Regions from separate parts of the Mus musculus genome. Here region 2 is linked to region 1. A link is a loop called in an ENCODE intact Hi-C map of the cell type or tissue named here. Cell type or tissue: heart. All regions are shown on one strand.

Region 1 (8,000 bases):
AAACATGACAATGCTTAGGTCACTGCCATACTCCGGCAGTAAGGAACCAAGATACTGTCCAGATTGCAGAGGGTTTAGCGTAGACTATAATACTGGCCTTATGAGTGTCACAAGGACTCTGGCTCTCTGCTTGCACTTGACTTCTCATCCTCTCCGTGCTCTCCTTGTGTGGCCAGGCCTGCTTCTGTCTCCTTGCCATTCTTTTTATTTAACTTTTTTATTGATTCTTTATGCATGTCACATCATGTACCACCAATCCCATTTGTCGTCCTTCATATCTTCCCGTTGCCCTTGCAACCTCCACCCAAAAGACAATAAACAAAACTCAAACCCAAACAAACCAAACAAAAAACCCCATCTTGTCATGGAAGCTGTAGTGTGTCACAGTGTCGCACAGTGTAGCCTTTTATGCATACATCTTTGCTTGCAAATGTTCATTGCAGTGAGTCATTGGTCTGGTTTAAGGCCTCTGGCTTCTTCTACACCATCAATACTGGAACCTCACCAGGACTTCTCTCAGATGTCCTGTTGTTGCCCCGCGTCATGGAGATCCAACAGCTTTGGAGCTACAGTACTGGCCCTTTCATGTGCTCCAGCAGATCATAGATGCAGTAGATCTGTGTTCACTTCTCCTGTCTTCTGCTTCAGGACTGCCCACTGCTGCCCTTGGTTTTGAGCACTAGGACATAGTGCTTGTTCCCCACACCCCCTTTCTCCTGTCCTCTGTCACTGGCCTTGACATTCTGGGACTTTTAAGATTTTATTAAGGAAGAATTTCCCTCCACAGCCATTCTGCTCTGCCCAGGACAGTGACGTTGTAAACATGTGCAAAGGAAACCTTGGAAGTAGTGTCCTCAAAGTAGGGAAGAAGGGCTTCTTTGATCTCACCACACCCTGTGGCCCACCATTTGATGAGTGATTTCATTTGCCTAAGGTCCCACAATGAGTGACCAAGTTAAGATTCCAGTGTCTCGGTTTGGTTCGCCTATTGTGTGTCATTGACATAGACAGCAGTGACTCATATTCAGTGCTGACTCGTGTCAACTGTTGCAGATTGTCCATTGCTCTGTTGGGAAGTACTCTGGGTTGAGTCCAAACATTTTAGAACTTAAAGGATAAAGGAAAAGTGGGCAGTTTGAGAAAGGTTATTCCTGAAGATGTAAACAGAGATCCCCTTGGAAATTTTTTTTCCTTTAGTTTTTCGAGACAGGGTATCTCTGTGCAGCCCTGGCTGTCCTGGAACTCACTCTGTAGACCAGGCAGGCCTAGAACTCTGCCTGCCTCTGCCTCCTGAGTGCTGGGATTAAAGAAAGGTGTGCCATCACTGCCTGGCTCCCTTGGTAATTTTAATAGAGCCGTAATGGACCTTCCAAAAACACTGCAGAGCAGATGTTGGAGTTTAAGTTTTGTGTTCCATCTTAAGAGTTCTGGGGCTGGGTGGTGGTGGCGGACACCTTTGATCCCATCGGGAGGCAGGGGCAGGCGGATTTCTGAGTTTGAGACCAGCCTGGTCTACAAAGTGAGTTCCAGGACAGCCAGGGATACACAGAGAAACCCTCTCTCCCCTACCTTCCCCCAACCACCCCCCCCCCAAAAAAAAGAGTTCTAGGTTTGGGATGGAACCTTAGAGCAGCCTGGCTGCCAGTGAGGTGTCTGTCGCTCCTTTCCGAGCACTGCCCACCCACTTCCCCTTCTCATTAAGGCTCCATTTAGCTGTTAGGTAGCAGCTTCAAAAAGGGAAAACCCAGTCATGTATAATCTCCAGTTAATGGGCATCTGTTGAGCCTCTAGGTTACCAAAGGGATAATTACACAGTACTTCTTTGTGTAGTAAACACAAAAAAGAAAAGAAAATGTGTTCCAAAGGCAAGTCAGACTGTTAGTGACCAACAGCATCCTCTTCTTGAGGGAGAAAATTGGGGCAGTCATCTACTCTTGCTGGGGGAGATGGCAAGGCAAGGCCATTCCCCAGATCAGCTATGGAGCAAGTGGGAGGGAGGCCTTGTCTCTTTAATTGCTGGTGGGTGGGATGCATTACTGAACAGCAGACGTTCTAGGAGACATTGTGTGCAACTATTGGGAACTTGTGAGTCTCTGAGTTTCTGCCACAAGCCATAGAACAGCAGTGATGATGAAGGTTACCCCACAAGCTTCATGCCCAGGCTCTGTAAGTGAAGACTGTATGCTTACTATTGATTTAGGAGGATAGCTTCCTGACCCAGCATGGTGTGTGTGAGCAACAAGCCAGAGTTCTTGGGTTTGTATCCCTAAACTCTAGTTTGGGATCTCAAAGTTTATGTCTTGTAGTCATTTAGGTTTTGCAGAACTTGGCATAATTCAAATAACTTGTTTTTCCCCCTTTAGAACACTTCAGTTATGGAAGATCAAAATGAAGATGAGTCCCCAAAGAAAAGTGCTCTTTGGCAGGTAGGCATGATAAGCTAGCAGATGACTGTAGATAAAGCTCTGCCTTTCCTTATGTCCTCACCGAGAGCAGAACCCAGCCTCTGTTTTGTATAGGGTTGCCAGATTCAGAAGCCACCCTGCTTGTCCACCGTTCCCTCTGGGGAGTATCCTTACTGCTAGTAAAGCACTTTGGAGTTTTCTGGAAGATTCCAAAAAGGCAGTATCCTGAAATACCAACTTCGTGGCCTAAGATAGACTGTGTGGAAATCCTCCATCACGGGGATGGTGGAGGCTTAGAGCCAAGTGTAGACTGCTGTTTTTCTCTGTCTGCAGCCCACCCTCCTCCCTGCTCTCCCTATGAGGGTCTGTCTCCTTTCAGATCAGTCTCCTTTCCTGGCTCTCTCACTTTCCTGCCCAATCTCCCCAGCTTTGTGGTGGGTGTCTGGGGAGCACACAGACCTTCATGGTTTAGTGTTTTCACTAAGCATGCTGGTGAGCATTTTTTTCCTTTGTGAGGACATGAGTAAAGGCACAGTATATATAAAGGAAAAAAAAGTGACCTGGGCACATTTGAAAACTATAAAGTAGGTTAGTTAGCTAGAATAGTGCACGCCCAGCAAGTGTAAGATGACGTGGACCAAGGTGAAATAATGGCAGCAAGGCTGCAGGGTTTGTCTGGGCCACGGGGTCTGGGATAGTAGCTGGAAATGCACTCCTAAGCACACAAGTGCCTGTTTGTCTTTTTGAACATTATGTATGTGTAAGAGGAACATGCGCGACCTTCTGCACCGCTTTGCTGTACTGCTCTTCACTGTGACCTTTAGTTTACTGTGGCTCCCAGCGCCTTAGCACCCAGGTTCCTTCATCTGTTCATCTCCTCATTGGTTGGTTACTCAGTGGAAACTAGATGGTAAATGAGAAAGTGGATGTGGGAATACTGTGATCTAGAAAGCGGGGCACAGGTGTAGGCTGTCACCATCATTCTGTTTAACCTGTTGTGACCGCAGAGGTTCTGGGGAATTGTCAGTAGGGGTGGAGTAAGAGAGGCCGAGCACATGGGGTCTTTGAGACTCCACAGTTGGCGTTGCCGTGTGCAGCCTCATTCTGTCCTGGTTATTGTGCTCACACCACCATAAAACCCTGCATATCTCGCCTTTGCTCCTTCCCATTATTTTCAAAGCTGTCAGTGGTTAGTCCAGCCTCACTGTATTTAAAGCTGGACCGCAACAGCTACACTGCAGTGTTGCTGTGCAGAAAGATAAGTTGTGATTTGCATTACCAATGCTTGTAATTAGACACTTATATTTTCCTGTTACAATGTTGTGATACTGTTATGCTTAAAATAGCATTGAGATCTCCTTTTATGTTTATCCTTTTATACTTGATATCTTATGTAAGATCCCCTTATATATCTCCCTTTATATTTGCTGATATTTATCATAGCAATGAGTTTTTACTTTGTCTTAAGTTCTTCTATTGAGGCAAGTAGATGAGGAGTCTTCCAACAAACAGAACTTTTAGAATGCCTGTTCAATGCTGCCCTCTGGTGGTAACAGAGGCCAATTAAATTATCCCTCATTCCGGGAATTGGGGATGACATGGAGATGTGGAAATGGATGGTTAATATAAATTAAGTAGAAGATGAGTGCTTTCTGACCTTGCTGTAAATGTAGAAATAAAAGCATACTTGAGATGTGAAACTGAAATTATTTTTGTCAAGGAAGGTCAGAAGTTTCCTTTGAAGTTTACAGAGGTTCTCGTGTGTGTGTGTGTGTGTGTGTGTGGTCTAGTTTAATATGAGAGCATACTATTAACAAGAGCTCTTCATTCCTTGTAAGATGTTGGGAACAAGTTTCTAATGGAAGTAATGGACATTTGTAATTCACCTCTTCAGGTCTGAAAATCCTCTAGGGTCTTACTTTCTGTTAGTGTATGCACATAGGCTATCAGAGGACAGATGGCTTGGCAGTGGTATGACAAAACACTGATGTGGCTAGGTGATGGCACACACCTTTAATTCCAACACTCAGGAGGCAGAGGCAGGTGTATCTCTGACCAGCCTGGTCTACAGAGTGAGCTCCAGGACAGCCAGGGCCAGACACCTCGTCTCGAAAAACCAAACCAAACCAAAGACCTGATGTGGCTTTTAAATAGCATTATAGTGGTTGTGGCTTTGAATCTAGGGATGTAGACTGTTATTGTTATGGTGATGGGGGAGTATATGGGTACATGGTTGTGAGTATGCAGATATGTCTGGACATTGTCTTCTGTTGTTTGGCCAGCAGTTACTAACCATCTGAAGTAATATGGAAGGGTCAAAACTATTAGGAGAATAGCCGGGCGTGGTGGCACACGCCTTTAATCCCAGCACTTGGGAAGCAGAGGCAGGCAGATCTCTGAGTTCGAGGCCAGCCTGGTCTACAAAGTGAGTTCCAGGACAGCCAGGGCTACACAGAGAAACCCTGTCTCGAAAAACAAAACAAAACAAAACAAAAAACTATTAGGAGAAAATGAAGCTTTATAGATGGATTTACTTTTAGGCTTCTCCTCTATTTAGATGGGGGGGAGGGGGTGTCTCAGTATGATCCCTTAAAATGCAGTCTGGTCTAGCAGACTCAGCAGCACTTGGAAACTTAAAATACAGATTCTGAGGCTCTCATCCAGACAGATGGAGCTCGAATCTGTGTTACCAGGCACTCAGCTACTCCAGCGCTTGCTCAGGTGTGTGAACCAACCCTGCTCTGGTTTTGATTGCTCTTGGTGCCTATGGTCAGCTGCAGTCTAAACACACTAAATGAAAAATTTCACAAGTGTAGGTAGGGAGAACATATGTACATATTGTACTATATTGTTTTAAGTATTTTGTTATTGTCAATATTTTTGCTATGCATAATTTATAAGCCCTGCTTTATCATTGGTATGTATGTATGTATGTATGTATATATGTATGTAAAGGCAGAAATATGTATGTAGTGTTTGGGTCCATGGTTTCAGGCCTGATGTCTTGGAAATATCTTTTTTTTTTCCTCCTTTTTTCTTTTCTTTTTTTTTTTTTTATTAGATATTTTCTTTATTTACATTTCAAATGCTATCCCGAAAGTTCCCTATACCCTACCTCCGGAAATATCTTGAATATAAGAGAGACATTAACTTTTAATTTTGAGGACGTGGAGACAGATTACTACTAGCCAACTAGATGCTGGCTTATCAAATTGGGCATTTAGTGCCTCTAAGATGATCATCTCCAAATGAGTTTTCTAATGCTGGAGAGGTGGTATGGTACGCAATGGGGAATAGTGAGCTAAGGCACCGGTCATCTTTACAAACAGCTGCAACTTCAGTAATTACTATGGTTGTTAATTTGAGGCTATGGGCCCTCAATGCATTTTAATTGTGTGATAAATGGATGAACAAAAGAGCTTAATTTGACTTAGGTTCAAATTGGTATTTTGAGGCTAAATCCATAGGACAAAAGAAATTTCTAATGAAATTGATTACATGCCTTTCTAGCTAATTATTGTTTCTTTGTTTTTCCAAAACAGATCAGTAATGGAACGTCATCTGTGATTGTCTCCAGAAAGAGGCCGTCAGAGGGGAACTACCAGAAAGAAAAGGACTTGTGCATTAAGTACTTTGACCAGTGGTCTGAATCAGATCAGGTGGAATTTGTGGAGCATCTTATCTCACGGATGTGTCATTATCAGCATGGACATATTAACTCTTACCTGAAGCCCATGTTGCAGCGGGACTTTATCACTGCTTTACCAGGTAGGTAACTGCACTTCTCACGGTTGATGGGCAGTGTGTGGTGCCTAGCCCTCAGTGCTGGCAGTGCCAAGTGTGCTCTGTGAAGTGAATGGCAGAATGAGTGTGTACACTGTGAGTTGCCATTTCTGGACAGCCACTGTATTTGTAGTTAGATTTTAATCCTTCCTCAAGTGCCATGTAGTAAGATAGAGTAGATGAATTTTTAGGAAACAAAGGCCACTTTTGTGATTGATCTTGCTGCGTATTAGTCAATGCTGTTGCTTTATTTAGTTGCTTTTCTGTTTTTAAAGATACACTATTTAATTTTGGTATGTAGACAATCTGTATTTTACATGTAATTTTAAGAATGTATGGAGCGAGGCATGGCAACTCATGCCTGTTCTCCCAAAACTTGTTAGGTTAAAATGGGGGGATTATTTTGAGGCCAGCCAGAGGACATACAAAATACATGTGCACACATGTGCGCACGCGCGCACACACACACACGTCTACTTTTCCTTAAGTCTGAATCTTGGCAAGCCTCAAAGAGTTGAGATTGTCCCCTTGTCTGAAGTGATACTTAGGCAATGGCCAAGAAACCGAGGAAACTGGTAATGTGTCTTTGTTAATGTTTTTTTTTTTCCTTTCTTTTTTTGTTTCAATTTATTTATTTTACGTATGAGTGTCTGCATGTATATCTGTGTGCCCATGGAGGTCACAAGAGTGTTGGGTACTCTGGAACTGGAATTAGAGGTGGCTATGAGCCGCTGTGGCTGGGAATCAACCTGGGTCCTTTTCAAGAGCAGCAAGTGCTCTTAACCTCTAGGCCATCTCTCCAGCCTGTTAACGTTTGTTGACACTGCTTTGTCTACTCCTTAGTGAAGCCCCTCCATCCTCTCTCATGCATGTGCACTTATGGGTAGTTTTCTGATTAAGTGTTACTTGTATTTATGACAGTTTTAGTCCTGAGCAAAGTCTTTAAGAAAAAAAAAGTACAGAGAACTCTTATGCTCCTACCTGTGCCCATGCCTCCCACAGCACAGCATCTGTACTGTCATTGTCCTGCTGCATTTGTGTTCATGGGGGAACCTATTGATAAACCATCATCCCCTGACTCCATAGTAGACATTAACCTGTTGTGGTACGATTAGACTGTGTGACATGCAAACCTGCACCCATCACTCTCATGGAAGGTCTTTACTTTGTCTTCAGTTTGGTTGGTAAGATGTAGAGCTCTGACTTGTGAAGAGAATGTTGGTTCTGTAGCGCTTACTGCCGCCATGCCATGCCAGTACAGGTCTAGGAGCCTCCCATGATGGGTCAGTACTACTGCAACAGACCTGCCTCAGGAACAACAGGTTTGCAGCTGATGGTGCTTTCTTTCATAGCACACAGAGGACCTGGCTGAGCTGTAGTTCTAGCCTGGAACTTGGATTACAAGTGACAAGGAAGCTTCTAATGTCTTCTCACTCTTCTTTCAGAATTTATGAGTTTGTTTTCTACACTGAGAGTATAAAGAATATTTGAGAGTTAGCTTGACTCTGCTGATCTTTCAATGACAGACTAGTGTCCCGTCTTCCATTAGTTGTCTTCTAGAAAAGCAAATAGAAACCCCTTCCATCCAGAATTACAACATTTAGTTGCTTAGTCCAGTTTCTCATTAGGCAGATTATAAAATGACAAGGATCAGAGAAATTGGATGACATTCCCTCGGGTCACCTGGCTTGTTTGCCATGTGCTATTGTAAAATGATGGTGGACAGATATCGCTTCAAAGTTAGCACAAAGGATGAAATCACTCAGTTAAGATTACTCTGGGAGAGTCCTTAAGTTGATCATGAATGTTAAA
Region 2 (8,000 bases), 240 kb after region 1:
CCCATGCTAGATGGAGTGGCAGAGTCGATGACGGACTGAGAGAGACAAGACAACTTGAACCTTGGCTAGTTTGTTTACCTTTCTCTATGAAAGACCATGTCAATCAAACAGAAATGCAAGCCGAAGCAGGTGCTTGAAGAAAAAGTTGAATAACTTCTGGGTCATGGAAGGAAATGTATCAAGGGAGCCACCCAGTACCCGGTCTTCAGTGCTAGAACCTCTCATGAGAAACTGAGAATAGAAATTTCTTCCTGGGTGCCAACATCCATAATTAATTTTAAAACTTCCAAAGCCTGAAGGAGAGAAGCAAACCTGGCGAACCCAGTTGCCTGACATCAGTTTACAGCTTTGGCCTCAGAATTAGGCCCGGCTGCCTGGTTTCTTCATTAGTCTCTTCACTACCCACCAAACCTGGTTTTGTATTAGGGTCATTTCACAGATAGGAAAACTGAGGCTCAAAACCACATGCCAAGAGCTAACGGTAAAAATGGATCAAGATTCAAGCCCTGTTCTGTCTAGGTCGTTAGACTGGTCACATCAATTGGAAACCCTCCCCTGGGGTCCTGGGCACAGAGGGGTGGGATCTGCTGCTTCAAGGCCTGACTCACATCTCTACCAGCATCTAGACTGAAGACTCTCCTTCCTACAAGCTCAACCTCTGACTGGACTTGGGACCAGTTGGCCCCACATGGGAGCCAGGCACACATAGCACTGCAGATGCATGCTCCCGTATAGAAGGGCAGGTTCAAGACAGACAGGGGTGGGGGTGGGGGTGGGGTGGGGACGGTGGATCTGCATGCTCCATGGTCCTTGTGGCCAGTCTTTGTGCCCCTGGCTCCTGCTCCTCTCTCCACACTTTCTCTCGATGCCTCCCCACTTTGCCTTCTCCTCTTCCTCACTCCTGTTTCCTGCCCTTCATCTATTCTCTCCTCAGGTCCATGTCTTTCCCCATTTCTCCTTTTTCAGTTCCTCTCCACCCTTTTCTTCCCTCTTCTGGTCTTTTCTCGCCCTCCCCCTTTTCATTTTCTCTTTTACCTTCTCTCTCCATCTCTTATGAAATAAGACACTAAAGCCCTTCACTCCCACTTCCTTGCAACACCACATACAGAGTAAATAAAAAGACTGCCTGCCCTCCAGGAAGCAGACCTCCATGTCCCTCTGTCTCTGTCTCTGTCTTTCCCTGTCTGTCGAATGACTTGGCATCCAATGTCGAGTTAAGTGATTTTCCAGGCACAGCTGAACTGGTGTGTAGAGGCTGAAATGCTTCTAAGGGCAGCTTTCATCTGCAAGCGACTAAAACGTCTTGTTCTTGCTGTCATTGCTGTATTCCTCCCCTACACACACACACACACACACACACACACACACACACACATACACACACACACACACATACACACACACACACACACACACTCCTACACACGCACTCATACCTATACACACTCTCACACACTCATACATATTCACACATACACTCATACACACACTCACATACTTCTACACACACACTCACACATACATTCACACACACTCACACACATTTCCTCATTGATCTTCCTATGAAGAGAAAACCCTCTTGGCCTCAAATCTCTAGGAGTGTTCTCTTTGCAAGTCTTACCTTGAGAAAGGGTAGCTAGACTTGCTGACCAAGTCGTGTATCCCAGGGAATGCCTCTTTCTTGGGTTGAGCAGGCAGCATAGACACAGATCCTGAAAAGTGATATACCCAAGGTCATTGGATGGCCTAGAGCTGAAATCTAAAATACCAAAGGCTCTTCATGCTCTCTGGGGAATGCTTTGGGGTGGGGTGGGTTGAGCCATGGAAACAAAGGTGGAAAACCCTCCTTGGACAAGTGTCCATACCACAGAACACCCACTTTTCATAGACAGGAATAACATGGGGTCTTTTGTACCAGCTTTACTGAGCAGACGTGTTATCTGCTATCATCTTACTGCAGGATTCTGGGCAATTTTGTCCCGAACCTGAGATGTTAGTCCCTTATCTATAGGGTAAGGTTATTGATGGTTTCCTTGCCTAGTTATAGTAATTGTAATTTTGACACTCTAGGTCATTGTAGGCTACAGAGTGTTTAATATGGGTTTAGAATAAGCCTTATGAAGAATAAGAAGCAAAAATTCTTTGGATTATTGTTCAAATTTAGCCTCAGGGCTTACATTCCAGAAGGGAAACAGAAACGCATGGAATGCTATTCTTACCACCTACTCCTCAGCCAGGGCAGACATTACAAATCCATCACTGGCTTTCAGACATTTCCAGTTGATCAATACTGAAACAAACAGCACAAATTGTTCATTTTCCATCTTGTTACAGAAGGGAAAACAAACTTCCTAATCCAAGTGTAATGGTTAGTCTTGGTTGTCGGTTTGACTGGATCTGGACTCAGTTAAGAGACATGACTCTGGGTGTGTCTGTGAAGAGTATTTCCAGAAAGTATTAACTGACAGCATGAGACCCTCCCTCAGGGTAGGCAACAACCTCAGCCAGCTAGCCCAGATAGGAAGAAGCCAAAGATAAAGCAGTGTTGCTTGCTGCCTTTGTGTCTTGCTGATAAGTGAATCTATACTGCTTCTGCTATGCCGCCGCCGCAGTTATGTCACAGACAACAGACTTACATTTATTTGGTCTTCTAATGTAGAATGCCACCAGCTCTCCAAGAATCTTCCAGGACTTCAGCATTACATCGGGACTATGGAGGTACACAGCTTCACAGGCTGGGTAGCTGTAGACTACTATGGCTCTCCTCCATGCATACATCCCCAGATCCTATTATGTAAGCCATTATAGCAATTCTTTTCACATATGTATATATTTGTTGCCTACAATAACTCAGAAACTCAGATCAAATGCCTCTTTGGCTCCAGAGACAAAACCTCAGCCCCTTCCTCCCGTATATGCAGTCTGAACTTAGTCTTTTCCATATGAGACATTATCCATCCTTCATGATGATCCAAAAAAGACCCAAGGCTGGCCGTCAAAATTCATGATATTTATAAACAGTAATCCCAGTTTGTGAACCAGGCTTACCCACCTCCAAAGGTCATCAGTGTGTAAGCTTGGGCTAACCTGTCTCCAGAGGTCATCGGTGTGTGAACCTGGGTTAGCCCATCTCCAGACATCATCAGTATATGATCCTGGGCTAACCTGTCTACAGAGGTCACCAGTGTTTGAGCCCTGGCCCACCTACCTCCAAAAGTCATACTTCATTTTCTTTCCACATTACAAGGATGGCCATCCCAGTTCACCCTGATTATAAATGGCAACCAGTACCCCAGCCAGTGTGTGAACCTGGGCTCACAGACCTCCAGAGGTCATATTTTGTCAATGTCTTTCCATACCACTTCCCCTCAAACAGGAATGAGTTTAGCAGGTCAGGCAAGACTGTGGATATCATAAAGGCCATTGCCAGGATTCCAGGGAGAACCAAAGCATGGCCACCCCTTTTCCAGTAAAGACATTGACTCCTGCTGGATTCTGGGATCCTGCCAGGCCTGGAGTCCATCTCCTGGGAAGGACAGCACATGCTATTTTGATACTGAGCCTGTGCCATGAGCAAAGTGATAGACAGGCCTTTTACACAGCTCAGAAGTCAAGTTCACAGAGTTGTTTCCTGTTTGGCTCACACTGTGGGCAGAAGCCCAGGGGCCCTTGCTCTGCTAACGCGCTCATCAGCCTAATAGGAGAACAATTACCAAGTCAGGATCCAAATTTAGCAGCAGACACTTCTTTAGTAACTGGAGGGCTTGTGACTTTCAAGAGGAGTGGACTGTTGACACAAATTCTGGGTAGTGCTCTTTTTTCTGAAGACCAGAGCTGTCCACACTGCTAATGGCAGAATCATTAGGTCATGGCTGAGGTCCAGGAGTGGCCAGAAAACTAGCAGCTTGGGAACACGCTGACTTATCTAAAATTAGCCAGCGAGTTTAGCTTCTTAGCTGTCAACTATAAATTCATTTAAATGTATCAAAAAATAAAGAGGAGTTCCAGGAGGCACAGAAAAGGCCCAAGGATGCTCTCCCAAACATGCTTTATCAGGATGCTCCAGGGATGAGTAAAAGGCACTGGTAGAGATGTCATCCATCAGTGTATATATGGCACATCAGAGCAAACAAGAGCAAGCAGTGTGGACAGCAGGAGTATAGAGGAGAGCGTGGTCGTCAGTATGCAGAAGCAGCCGTCTGCTAAGTCTAACCTCAGACAGAAAGCACCAATGTGACCCAAACTGACCATGAGCTTGCAAGTTCACCAATGAAACCAAAAGGATTAGGGTTTGACTCCCAGCCTCGCCATGAGACTTGTGCAAATAATCTCTCCTCCAGAAATGTGAGTTTCCCCTTGAAAGGACGCATGGGAAGAGACCAGTTGGCAATGGCTAGCCCAGCAGCAAGCAGCTCTGACGACTCATGAGCCACCCTTAGGTCTAAGCACCCTTCTTACAACGACCTCGTTGCCTTCACAGTTACACCGTGAGGTAAGCACCCTTATGGATTTCCATTCTCTAACTAAGGAAACTTAGGCACACAGCAACGCTCACCTCCCAGTAACAGCACAGAATTTGGAAGCTACCATAGGCAATCTGGTGACCACATCAGTCCCAGTGTCGTGCAGAATCTCTGTGCAGGCAGAGAAATACCCATGCCACTGGGTTCTCCAGACATGATCAATTGAAATGCAGGGCTTTTTCTTCGGTCCTACAAGTATGGCTTTCTGAAGAACTGTGCATATTTTTCAAAATCTGATATAAATAGCTCTTTTAATTTTTCTTCCTTTGTACCCCATCCAAATATCAGCCAATACCAGAGAGAAATTGGTTCTGGTCAGCAGTGACAAGGTCAGGGCTCCTTTGGAGGATCCTTGCCAGTGCAGGCTCCATCCTGGGCTGAAAAATCATGGCATTTATTTTAAGCTGAAACAATCTTATATTTAAAGCTTGTCATCAGGCCGAAGTTTGTTTATTGCATTCCATAATTATGAGGAATATATTTTAAATAGAAAAAGATTTAAAATGTAGGACAGCTGCAAAAAAAAAAAAAAAAAAAAAAAAACACGATGCCAATCACTGCGAGGCAGCCACATCTGGAGTCAGCCACATCTGGAGTCAGAACTTGGGTGGGAAAAGCTTGTTTTGCATTTTTATGACCAGATGCATGCAGATTAGATGTACCTTATAAACTTCACCCAGACAACTGTCAAGACCAATCAGCTTTAATTGAATGGGACATTTTCTCCAGCAATCCCTCCTGAGCCCTGGCCAAGAATCCCCCCTGTATTAAGCATAGGCAGAGCAAGTTCTGTTAGCTGTGCATAGAGTGATCTGTCAAACACAGGCCAAATTCAATACTGGACTTCATTCCACAAAGACTCCAATTAGACCAGAATGAAGTCTGGAAAGCTTTGAAACGTCTCCTTGGCCCTGTCACATCGAGACATGACCAGTAGAAAGGGGTAGCTGAAGCCTGCACCCTGTGTTAAGTCCCTACACTTGAACACTTACTGTGTAACACTCATGTTCCATGCCTGCTCCCTCTAGGTCCTTCCAGCAGTCAGTCCAGTGGATGGGGATGATTCTCCCATTTTAAAGACCAGGAAACTGAGCTCCAGAAGGCTGGAGAGAGACACTCTGACTCAAGTTTGCAAGACAGGAAAGCTTGAAAAGTCCCATCAGCCATTTTCATTGGAACAATGGCAGTCTCAAACCCCCCTGGGACGTGCAGACACGTGGGAGAGCATAGAAGGCCATTGCAATGACTGAGGGGTCATGACTTCCATGAACACCAGGGGCCGGGAATGCCAAACCTCTTAAAGCTTGGAGGACAGAGTGCCAACAGCCGTTCTAATATAGCAGCTCTGGCCTCCCACAGGCCAGCACAATTAGGAAGACCACAAGCAGGGGTGTAAAGCAATAGATGGTAAGAATATTTTCTTAGTCTAGATTGCCAAGTTAGTGCATGCTGATAGCCAGTGTATGTCCAGATGCCAACCATACTGATGGAGAAGAGAGGAAAGGGGCAGGAGGCTTCCTTTCTCCTGTGGAGCATCCCTTTAATGTTAGCCTGCAATTGCTACCAAGGCCATTAGCATTATTTCAGAGGTCCACAAACCAAAGCAGGGGTCTGCTGCAGGAATGGGAGAGTAATAAAAATGTCATGGCCCAGATTTCTATTTCTCACGTGTGGAACAAGACAAACTCAGGAAAAAAAAAAAAGGCAATCAATCCTAACACAAATAATGACGTAGGATGTCCCATCTTTTATTCCATGGACTTGACGTGTGCCACGTCGGATCCCCATGGCAGCTTTTAGAGAAAATAGAGAAACTAAGGCTCAGGAGTAAAGGGTGGCAGTCCAAAGTGATACAGGAGTGTTGGCCCAGCAAATCCTGGGCCCCATTCCATGAACGGAGCTCACAGGATCATGGGAGCTGTGTTTTTGATGTTGCAAACTGAAGAACATCATAGCTAATCTGAGTGAGTAAACACAAACTGAAGACGTTACTTGCTTGTTTTTTTAATTACCTTTGGAAATGGTTTTACTAGGATTCCAGAATGAGTGATTAGCTAAGGACCGGGGCATCCCAGTGTCAGTTAGCACAGGCATCCATGGAGGTCTCTTCTCCCCAGCGTGATGTAAGAGTTCTGTTGTCTGGGTCTGGGTCTGGTAGCAAAGAGGCTTCCACAAGTCTGAGGTCTGAGATGCTGCTGATCTGGTTACAAGAGATTCTATTAAGGAAAAGGCTCTTCCTGACAGAGGTTTTCGTCAGCACTGGCCCTCCTGGAGATGCACTCCTCCTGGAGAAGGCTGATTTGGATGTTGTCTTTTTGTGAATCAGAAACAAAATCAACAATTTACAGCAAGGTTTTACACATAAAGCTTGCAAAGTCGGATGCCTCCAGGTGTCCAGATGGGGGAAATGAAACGGACAGTCTGGATGCCGCACGCTGTAATAGGGAAGGACAGGGGTTTCGAGGGATTGAGGAGCCCGTGCCAGTTGTAATGTTGAGTCTTTAGACTGGTACAGTTTTTGAGTTTTTTAAAGAGAAAGTATAGGATTTAGGTGTAGTCTGCAGGCATTTGAAGGCTGATTAATTCCAATCTTTGTTTGTTGTAAACAAACAAAAAACTAATTATGTGTGCCAAGCCCCCCTCCCCCCCCAAAAAAAACCCTTGTATTTTTATGGGACCTTTGGACTGTTGGGTTCTTCTTCTGTACTCCTTCCCCCAGAAAACATCAGAGAGGTCAGAATTTTCATGGATGGAATGGGACTTGTCTCAGCTTCTCCCCCCATTTCCTGAAGGTCCATGTGCTCTTACTAGTTGAAAGAGCCAAGTGGACCATCAGAAATGACACGGCACAACCAAACAGCCAAAAGAGAAACGTCATCTTTAAAATAATAGCCTTTTAAAGCAGGGGAAAGCAAGCAGGGCGTGGAGGCTCTCACCTTTAACGCCAGCACTTGGGAGGCAGAGATGGGTGAGTCTCTGTGAGTTCCAGGCCAGCCAAAGTTTCAAGACTCTGTCTCAAAAAACAGATATGGGAAGGACATGTAAAGAAGCAGGCACCCAAAGAACAGCTTCTGGGAATTTAAGTTCTTAAGGAATAGAGGCAGGCAGGAATGAATTGTGGGCGCCCTGCCTGGGGAGTGGGATCCTTCCCTCTGCAGGGCATTCTGGTCACTCTCTTAGCTAAGTAGACCCTGGGGCAGAGGCAGAGGTGGGGGTGGGGGTGGGGGGGCAGTATAGAATGTCAGGAAAACAAAGGGGTCTGACCCATGATTGAAAATCTCCATCTTACCAGACAGTGTGACATTAGGCTAGTGACTGGCTCTCTATGAGTCTTGGTATCCTCAGCTAAGAAATGGGGACAACCCAGTTGAGCAATGGAGCCAACCACCCAGCTCAAAAATTTTAACACAGAATTGTTCCTGTGTAAAGGAAAAGCAGGGACAAAAAATGGAGCAGAAACTGAAGGAAAGGCTATCC

Evidence for each region. A loop is a pair of places that touch in the nucleus more often than their neighbours do. Peaks named below come from ENCODE experiments on the same cell type or tissue, not always from the same donor. Only the 100,000 strongest peaks of a DNase experiment are listed, where the experiment ranks them.
Region 2: it touches region 1 in a loop (3-fold over the local background); 13 of 42 quality-filtered maps call a loop at or near these places.

The regions. Positions count from the first base shown.
Region 1 is chr11:32,705,825-32,713,824 of GRCm38, forward strand. Fbxw11 (F-box and WD-40 domain protein 11) reads left to right here. Exons shown (of 13, transcript NM_001271347.1): 3 at 5,948-6,173. Among named protein-coding and RNA genes, the nearest start is that of Fbxw11, 67 kb to the left of the region's middle. In heart, a CTCF peak has its summit at 3,961 (motif pointing left); no DNase peak of the experiment used is centred here.
Region 2 is chr11:32,943,066-32,951,065 of GRCm38, forward strand. No RefSeq gene overlaps it. Among named protein-coding and RNA genes, the nearest start is that of Gm12111, 21 kb to the left of the region's middle. In heart, no CTCF peak of the experiment used is centred here; a DNase peak (open chromatin) is centred at 3,626; H3K27ac peaks cover 1,093 bases.